2 separate regions of the Homo sapiens genome follow, and region 1 is linked to region 2. A link is a contact called in ENCODE POLR2A ChIA-PET data. All regions are on one chromosome and are shown on one strand. Each heading gives the region's core, a stretch centred on a gene start or an enhancer-like site at or near the end of the contact. The rest is flanking DNA. Distances are from core to core; before and after follow the strand shown.

Evidence for each region. ChIA-PET counts read pairs that join two places held with the same protein, here RNA polymerase II (POLR2A).
Region 1: POLR2A ChIA-PET joins it to region 2 with 14 read pairs in BJ. The contact joins the promoter of AGER here to the promoter of H1-5 in region 2. POLR2A ChIA-PET finds 5 or more read pairs at or near these places in 2 of 52 experiments (BJ and activated CD4-positive, alpha-beta T cell).

Annotation. Positions count from the first base shown.
Region 1 is chr6:32,181,471-32,185,903 of GRCh38, forward strand. It overlaps AGER (advanced glycosylation end-product specific receptor), which reads right to left and starts at 2,783. Exons shown (of 11, transcript NM_001136.5): 1 at 2,701-2,783; 2 at 2,411-2,517; 3 at 2,085-2,280; 4 at 1,854-1,918; 5 at 1,644-1,731; 6 at 1,371-1,553; 7 at 1,098-1,228; 8 at 777-918; 9 at 136-162; 10 at 1-7. The coding sequence starts at 2,752. PBX2 (PBX homeobox 2) reads right to left here. Exons shown (of 9, transcript NM_002586.5): 9 at 3,263-4,433. RefSeq lists enhancers at 858-1,376, 1,377-1,894.
Region 2 is chr6:27,866,290-27,870,667 of GRCh38, forward strand. It overlaps H1-5 (H1.5 linker histone, cluster member), which reads right to left and starts at 1,299. Exons shown (of 1, transcript NM_005322.3): 1 at 503-1,299. The coding sequence starts at 1,240. The coding sequence ends at 560. RefSeq lists enhancers at 1,119-1,228, 1,489-1,558, 3,614-4,253, 4,254-4,378.

The DNA of each region.
Region 1 (4,433 bases), core at 1,533-4,032, 4.3 Mb after region 2:
ACAGAGCCTGTACGGAGACAGGGAAAATTGAGAGCACAGCCACCACCACTCACCATTCCTTTCTTGTTGACCATCCCCCCAGTCACATGTGTTGGGGGCTATCTTCTGCTTCCCTGACTTTATCAAACCCCTCACCTGCAGTTGGCCCCTCCTCGCCTGGTTCTGGAAGACAAAGTTGGATCCAGTCAGAAAGGAAGACTTCGGGTTGAGAGAGGGTTATTTAGTGGGAGCCCCAGTGGAGTCTTTCCCTTTCTTTTTTTTTTTGAGATGGAGTTTCACTTTTGTTGCCCAGGCTGGCATGCAATGGTGCGATCTTGGCTCATCGCAATCTATGCCTCCTGGGTTCAAGCAATTCTCCTGCCTCAGCCTCTCAAGTAGCTGGCCTCCCAGGTAGCTGGGATTACAGGCATGTGCCACCATGCCTGGCTAATTTTGTATTTTTAGTAGAAATGGGGTTTCTCCATGTTGGTCAGGCTGGTCTCGAACTCCCTACCTCAGGTGATCTGCCCGCCTCAGCCTCCCAAAGTGTTGGGATTACAGGCGTGAGCCACCGCGCCCAGCCGTCTGTTCCTTTTTTTAGCTCAGAGGGAAGAAGGGAGAGGCTTGGCTGCTCTCTTGGCAGAATTTGGGTGGGGCAGGGGAGGCTTGGGTGTGGGTGCATGGAGGGAGAGGTGGGGTGGCTGTTAGGGATAAGGCCAGAATGGGGCAGGAAATTAGAGCCTGTGCTGTCCTGCACCCTAGTCCCAGGGTCTGTAGGGCTTGGGGAGAGGTCTCACCGATGATGCTGATGCTGACAGCACGGCTTTCCTGGGGCCCGTGGCTGGAATGGGTGGCCACACAGCTGTAGGTTCCCTGGTCCTGAGGCCCTATCTCAGGGAGGATCAGCACAGGGCTGGGGGGAAGGGGCAAGGGCACACCCTGGTGGGGGAAGGGGAGAGGAGACTATTTCAAAACCCTTGTCTTTTTGTCTCCATATCTTCAGATACCCTCTCTTCCTCCTCAGCTCCTAGCCTGCCTTTCCCTCGTTAGCCCTCTGCCCTCCCTGTTGCTAGTTATGGTTCACCCTACCTCCCAGCCCCTCTCTCCAGGTCACTCACATCCTTCATCCAGTGGATTTGAGGAGAGGGCTGGGCAGGGACTTCACAGGTCAGGGTTACGGTTCCACCAGGAGCTACTGCTCCACCTTCTGGCTCCACCACCAATTGGACCTCCTCCAGAGGCACAGGCTCTGGGAGTTGGAAGGGTTTTGAGGTGGAGAGTTACACTTGTGAGTGATCCCAGTGGCCATGGGCTTGACTCCCTCTTTCCCTAAGGGTCAGACTTCCAGAACGTGCTCACGTGAGCTTGGGGCCCTCCCCACCTATGCTCACCCCAGACACGGGGCTGGATGGGGGCTGTGCGCAAGGCCCGGTGTCGGGGAAGGCCTGGGCTGAAGCTACAGGAGAAGGTGGGACGGGGATCTCCTCCCCGGGCTGGGGTCACCATTAGCTCCGACTGCAGTGTGAAGAGCCCTGTCTCAGGGTGTCTCCTGGTCTGTTCCTTCACAGATACTCCTATGATGGGAGGATAAGACAAATTATCCCAGGGTGGGTGTGGGAGTGAGATCAGGGAGAAGGCAGCTTGGGGGGCACCTTAGGACTCACCCTTCTCATTAGGCACCAGGGGCTTCCCATCCAAGTGCCAGCTAAGAGTCCCTGCAGGGTAGCTTCCCTCTGACACACATGTCCCCACCTGGGGAAAGAGTGGTGACCTCAGAATCCTTTGAAAATGAGAGATGCCACACACCCACACCCACACACACTCGCCTCCTGTTCACAGGGCCGTTTTCTACTTCTCCTGCTTTCTTCCACTACCTTATTGGGAACACCAGCCGTGAGTTCAGAGGCAGAATCTACAATTTCTGGCTTCCCAGGAATCTCTGAAGGAGGAAAAATCCAGTCAGAGGCTGTAATTGTGAAGGTTCTCAAACTCTGTGTGTGGAAATGAGGCCAGTGGAAGTCAGAGGCCCTCATGGGCCAAGGCTGGGGTTGAAGGCTTTTTCTTAGGTAAGAGGGAGGCCTTGGAGAAGACCCTGGAATTCTTACGGTAGACACGGACTCGGTAGTTGGACTTGGTCTCCTTTCCATTCCTGTTCATTGCCTGGCACCGGAAAATCCCCTCATCCTGGATCCCGACAGCCGGAAGGAAGAGGGAGCCGTTGGGAAGGACACGAGCCACACTGTCCCAGGGGCCTCCTCCCTGGGGAGACAGGACCTTCCAAGCTTCTGTCCGGCCTGTGTTCTAGAAGCAGAGAAGCAGGGCCTAAACAGTGCAAGGCCTTTGGGAAAGGACTGTGAGGCAGAGTGACGGGGATCCAAATCATTGCTGGTCTCCCTGGAAGTTGGGAGGCTGCAACAGGAGCCCCGCTTACCAGTTTCCATTCCAGCCGCTGGGGTGGTTTCTTGGGGGCCCCCTTACACTTCAGCACCAGTGGCTCGCCAATCCGGGCTGTGATGTTTTGAGCACCTACTACTGCCCCTGGGAGATAGCACCATGGTAGAGGGGTAGGAAGGGAATGAGGGCTAACAAAATTTGGACAGGGTGGGTGAGGGACCTTGAAAGGCACTTCCTCGGGTTCTGGGAAAAGTTCTAGGACGACTGGGGTGTGGGGTTAAAGTGCTTTCTGCAGGGAGGGTCAGTGGGGTTGAGGGAGTGGCTCACCCCACAGACTGAGGACCAGCACCCAGGCTCCAACTGCTGTTCCGGCAGCCATCCTGCTTCCTTCCAGGGTCCTGGCTCTGTCTGCCCCTCTCCCTGCTGTGGCCTCCGCCCTAGGTGGGGCCTGCACCCTCTCTCCAGCCCCCATCTTTCAGTCGTCTTGTCACAGGGAATGCTAGGAATTCATGCCTTTGGGACAAGAGTCCTTCAGGTACTAGAGAAATAATTATCACCCCACCCCTGGGTACTACCAGCCTCTGGGTACAGTCACTTCCCTGGGGGATGGGGAGTGTACCCTCTAGGGTCTCATTCCCTCAGAGCCCCCGATCCTATTTATTCCATCAGTCCATCAGGGCTGCCTGGTGACCCACTGGAGCCCCATCTTGATTGCGCAAAGTTGCATCAATAGGGTTCAGGCCAGACTGTTGTCTGCAAGGGTGCAATTGGGCCTGCATCATGAAGGCAAGGCTGGGGAACAGGAGAGAAACCTGTTTGGAACTTCGTGAAAGAAAATCATTTTTTTTCTGGGGTTTCTCATGTTTTTTGAAAAAAATTCTCAACTAAACCCAGGGAAAAAAGAAATTTCTTTATTTAAAACTGCATTTTGTTTTTTTTCTGTGAAACTACACAAGTTTACAAGTGAGGAGAGAACTGCCCCCGGCCCATGCCTCCCACCCCCCCACCCATCACACTTCCAACCTGTCCCCAGTCCTGCCCGGATCTTTAATGGGAGGGGTTCCCCACTCTGACAGTCTTGTAAAATCCTGAGAATGTCTGAGGGGATCAGATGGTAGCTAGTTCAGGGCTGAGGATGGGACAGTGTTGATGTTACTTTTCCCCCACATCTGGCTTTTTGCAACCTCCTCCCTCTCCCTACCCCTTGATTTTGGTGTGACAAAAAGATACCTCATTTATGGGGAAATTGAGGAAGATACATATACAAGCACCCCAACCCATATTTAACATATTTGGCAATAACTCCCTTCCCATTCTTCCCCCTCCAATTTTCAAATAGTAGTTTTTTAAAAAATTAAAGACATGTCACTCACAGGGGAAGATGGCATCTTCAATTTCCTCAAAATTACTGAGTCCAGCCCTGCCCAAGGGTTGTGGGAAGAAGGGGGATGAGAGGCCAGCAGGGCAAGCCCTTCACTGCCTCCACATCAAATGCGGCAGAAACCTGCCTGCATGAACAAAGAACACCTAAGGGATTTTAGGGGGCAAAGCTTGGTGCCCTGTAAAATTTACTTCCTGATGGACAGGCCTGGAGCCAGGGGGGCCTCTTTACCAGTTCTGTTTGTCCCCCTTTCTCTTACCAGAACCCCTTTGGCTATCACCCCTAATATGGGAAAGTAAGAAATAAAAAAAAAAAAAGACAAGAAATCAACATATTTATAAAAAAAAAAACAAGCTACTTCCCCAAACTAAATTAAAAATTAAGAACCACCACCACCACCACCACCAACAACAACAAAAACAACAACAACAACAAAAAAAACAGATGGATCCCAGGGTTTCTTTTTCTTTCTTTAAAAAAAAAAAAGTTCAACCCCAAAGCCCAGTCAATAATTCCCTAAAGTAGCAGAAACTCCCTCCGAGGTAGATATCTGAGTCAGACACTCTCGTCCACCGAGCGATTCTATTGGTTTAAGATGAGCTGCGTATGAGGTAAGTAAGCCGTCCGGAGGGGCGGGGGTGGGGATGCATGGGGGCGTGGCCCATGTCCTCTGTCCAGA
Region 2 (4,378 bases), core at 49-2,548:
TGACTTGAGGAAAAAAAAATAATCCAGTACAGAATGACACGGTCATATCAAATTGGCATGTAATAGAGACCCCATCTTGAAACTTGCTACTATATTGTCTTGTGCGTTGATAGCATATTATATTAATGCCGAACACATTAGTGACGCCGAAGTAGCTGGTGCCTAAATGGCTTAAACGCGGAAAAACCACATACAGATGATGGAACAAAAACTGGCCAATCAGATTATAGAGCGGGCTTTTTAAAATATAAGAAGCTTCTTTGTAGCTAGGCGTCTGACAAAAAGCTTGACACCAACTTAACAAAAACCAACGGCTGGAATTCATACTCTAATAACAGACTGCATGGGTAAACTACGTGGGGAGTCCAACCAACACCCTGGACTCTTGCTTGCCTTGCGTTACTCGATTAGGGTTGAGGGAGAACTGCCCGAGATTTTTCGAATGCAAGGAATCTTGCTGCCTGATCTAACATGTTGTGCACAGCCATTTTTTAGAGGTCTCTGGGTGGCTCTGAAAAGAGCCTTTGGGGCTTTGTTGCGGTTTTCACACGCCAGCTTCCTACTTCTTTTTGGCAGCCGCCTTCTTGGCCTTTGCAGCTTTAGGTTTTGCTGCTTTGGGCTTAGCGGCTTTGGGCTTTGCCGCCTTCGGCTTAACTGCCTTGGGCTTGGCAGGACTCTTGGTTGCCTTTTTCGGTTTGGCAGCGGCCTTGGCCTTCTTAGGGCTCTTCGCCACCTTTTTGACGCCAGCCGCCGCGGGCTTCTTCGCCTTCTTCGGAGTCTTCTTCACTGCCTTTTTCGCCCCTGCAGCCTTCTTGGCCTTCTTAGGCGTGGCCCCCGCGGGCTTCTTAGCTTTAGCGGCGCCTGCCTTCTTGGCTTTGGGCTTGGCTTCCCCGGAGGCCGCCTTCTTGTTGAGTTTAAAGGAGCCAGAAGCACCAGTGCCCTTGGTCTGCACCAGGGTGCCCTTGCTCACCAAGCTCTTGAGGCCCAGCTTAATGCGGCTGTTATTCTTCTCCACGTCGTAGCCACCGGCCGCTAAGGCCTTCTTAAGGGCTGCCAAAGAAAGGCCATTGCGCTCCTTAGAAGCAGCCACAGCCTTGGTGATCAGCTCTGAGACTGGGGGCCCCGTCGCTTTGCGCTTAGCAGCGCCGGCGCCGGCAGCCTTCTTAGTTGCCTTCTTCTTAGCCGGGGATTTCTCCACCGGCGCTGGGGTGGCTGTCTCGGCAGGAGCGGTTTCCGACATGGTGGCAAGAAACTGCTAGAAGAGAATAAGCTCGAAATCTAAAGAGCAGGTTTTGCGTTGCTGCTATGCTCGGGCCCCGGGCTTATATAAGCCGGCGCTGCCCTGTGATTGGTGGAGCGTCCAATCCACCGCCCTCTGGCCGCCGCCGCTCGCGGTTGGACTCCCAAATTGTGTTTGTTAGTCCTCAAAATTTGATTAAATGCTTAAAACAATGGTACAGAATTTGGCACTTTGAAGCTCCAAAGGAGGAAAACAGCCTCCAGGTTCACATACTTGTTTGTGTTTTCAAGAATCTTGTGCAATTGATGAAAGATATTTTAAAAAATCCCTTCAGCTTTTCATAAGAATCCATTGGGCTGAGGGCATCATGTTAGTTAGTAGCGTGTCGCGATAAATTTCTACTAAGTATCCAGTGAAAGTTATTTTTAAAAATTTGCCCATGAGTTCATGCTTTGATTTTTGCAAGAGAAAAGACACTGGGTTCCTTGGTTTGGGCATGAAGTTTGTTTCTAACTGTAGCAAGTAACACAGGCACAGGACAGCTGGTTGCCTACAGCCCCAACTTAACCACATAGACTTGACTTTACAAACTGGTTCTGTGTCCTAGGAGTTTCCATGTGCTAATGTCTTTACAGAATGGGATTTTGCAGCTTGGAAGAGTTCCACAGTCAGAGTGACTTCTTCTGCATTGCAGCACCAGTAATACAAATCGCTTTGACTTAAGGATCTAACTACTCAGATTCACATTCAAACTTAAATGTGTTATGTTTTCTAATTAGAGTGTTTTCTCTTTTTAGTTCCTGGGCAAATCCATTAAAAAAGGGGAAGAAAAATAATATAGATAATTCAGTTTAGAGAAAACTCAAACTTGTGGAAAATTATTCAAGAGCTCCCAGTGATCCTCAAATGCACAAACTGTTTAGGTGGCCCAGGACACTGTCAGGTTTTCGAAATGTTCTCACTGCTCCCCCTGAATCTCCACCCACATTTAACAAGCTGCACCATCAGGAATACTCTCTTCTATGAGCAGCCAGGATACATCAATATGGGTATTTTTGTGTGTTTTAGCGCTAATATTTTAGAAGAATATCTGGCTATTGACTGTGAAAAGGTTGGATTGGATATTGAGCGACTTCACATTATAGAGGTTCAGAGGAACTCAGGAAAACATAGGCAAATACACTGAGGTTGAAATAAATGAAGTTTACAATTTATGGGAGGTGGAGGGGATTGGACAGGATGCCTGGATGATAAAAATGATCAAATGATGATTTGGATTCCTAATGAAATCAACAGTCACTTATTTCTCATTCTTGAAATGCTGTGCAAGAAAATTTAAAGTAGCCAATGCACTTCATCTTCTAAGAACTCCTGGAGAAGTTGGCAGACTATGGCCAAATCTGGACAATGGCTTTTTTCTGTATGGCCCTCAAGCTAAGAAGTGTCTTTATGTTTTAAAAGTATTGTTAAAAAAAAAAAAAACAAAAACAAAGGCTGGGCACGGTGGTTCATGTCTGTAATCTCAGCACTTGGGGACACTGGGATAGGTGGGTTGCTTGAGCTCAGGAGTTGGAGACCAGCTTGGGCAACTTGGTAAAACCCCATCTTTAATAAAAATACAAAACATTTTGCTGGATGTGGTGGCACATGCCTGTAGTCTCAGCTACTCGGGAGGCTGAGGTGGGAGGATCACTTGAATTCAGGGTGTCAAGGCTGCAGTGAGCAATGATAGCAGCACTGCACTCCAGCCAGGGCAATGGAGCAAGATCCTGTCTCGAAAAAGCAAACTAACTAAAAACTAAAGAGTGTGTGACAGAGACTATATATGGCCTTTAAACCCTAAGCTATTTATTACCTAGCCCTTTTGCTGTGTTATAAATTTCTCCACAGAGACACAGATATTGTATAGGCCTCTTACCGAACAATGCAAATTGAGAACTAAAGAAAAGGAGATCTTCATGAGCAAATGATCTAACCAAGCACTTTCCACTGTTCCAAACACAAAACTTAGAAGGTCCAGGAGAAAAAAACCCCAAAACTCCATGTGTAATGGAGCCAGGGTATAACAATAAGAGCTGACACTCATTCAGCATTTACTACCTGACAGGAAGTAATCTTAAATATGTTCTACAGGTTTCTATTAATTTGCTACATTTACAGCTATACAAGATGAGGCCCAGATAGAGAATTAATAACTTGTCAAAGGTTATACAGCTATGAAGTGGCAGCTCTAAATTTTAAACCTAGAAACATGGCCTCAGCTCTATTATGGAGGGAAAATCCTTGAAGAGGTGAGAAGAGAACTATCTTCAAAGCTTGGAAGAGGCAGTGTCAAGTTGTTCCTACACCTAGCAAACAGCCACTAAAAGAGCTCTAAGTTAATTGTGGGAAGAGGCTTCTGGCCCCATGGATCAAAAGTGTTTTTTTGTTGTTTGTTTTTCTGAATCAAATCTTAAGTTTCCAAAAACTTTATACCTGTATCCAACCCTTTGAATGTGAGGACTTTTTTGTTCATCTGTGATGGTGGATATCACAAAAATTATGCACAGACTTTTCTTTCTTTCCCTTCCTTCCTTTTTTTTTTTTTTTTTTTTTTTTGAGACAGAGTCTCACTCTGTCACCAGGACTGGAGTGCAGTAGCGTGATCTCGGCTCACTGCAACCTCAGCCTCCCAAGGAGCTGGGACTACAGGCGCCTGCCACTATGCCCAGCTAATTTTTTGTATTTTTAGTAGAGACGTGGCTTCACCATGTTGGCCAGGCTGGTCTGGAACTCCTGACCTCGTGATTCGCCCGCATCGGCCTCCCAAAATGCAAAGTGCTGGGATTACAGATGTGAGCCACTGCGCCCTTCCTTTTTCCTTCCTTCCTCCCTTCCTTCCTTCCTTCCTTTGTTTTCTTTCGTCAGCTATCTTTAGTGATCCTGTATTTTAGGTGTGGCCCAAGACAATTCTTCTTCCAACGTGGCCCAGGGAAGACAAAAGATCGGACACCGCTGCACCAGTTGCTGGGATACATGCCTCTTTGCAAGAGTGAATCCAATATGAGAAAGGAAGGCACAGATATGAGGCTGAGCTGGCTGAGAGCACTAGGGAGAAAAATTGCCTTCACATCTCTGCCAGATATCTCCTAGGTCAAG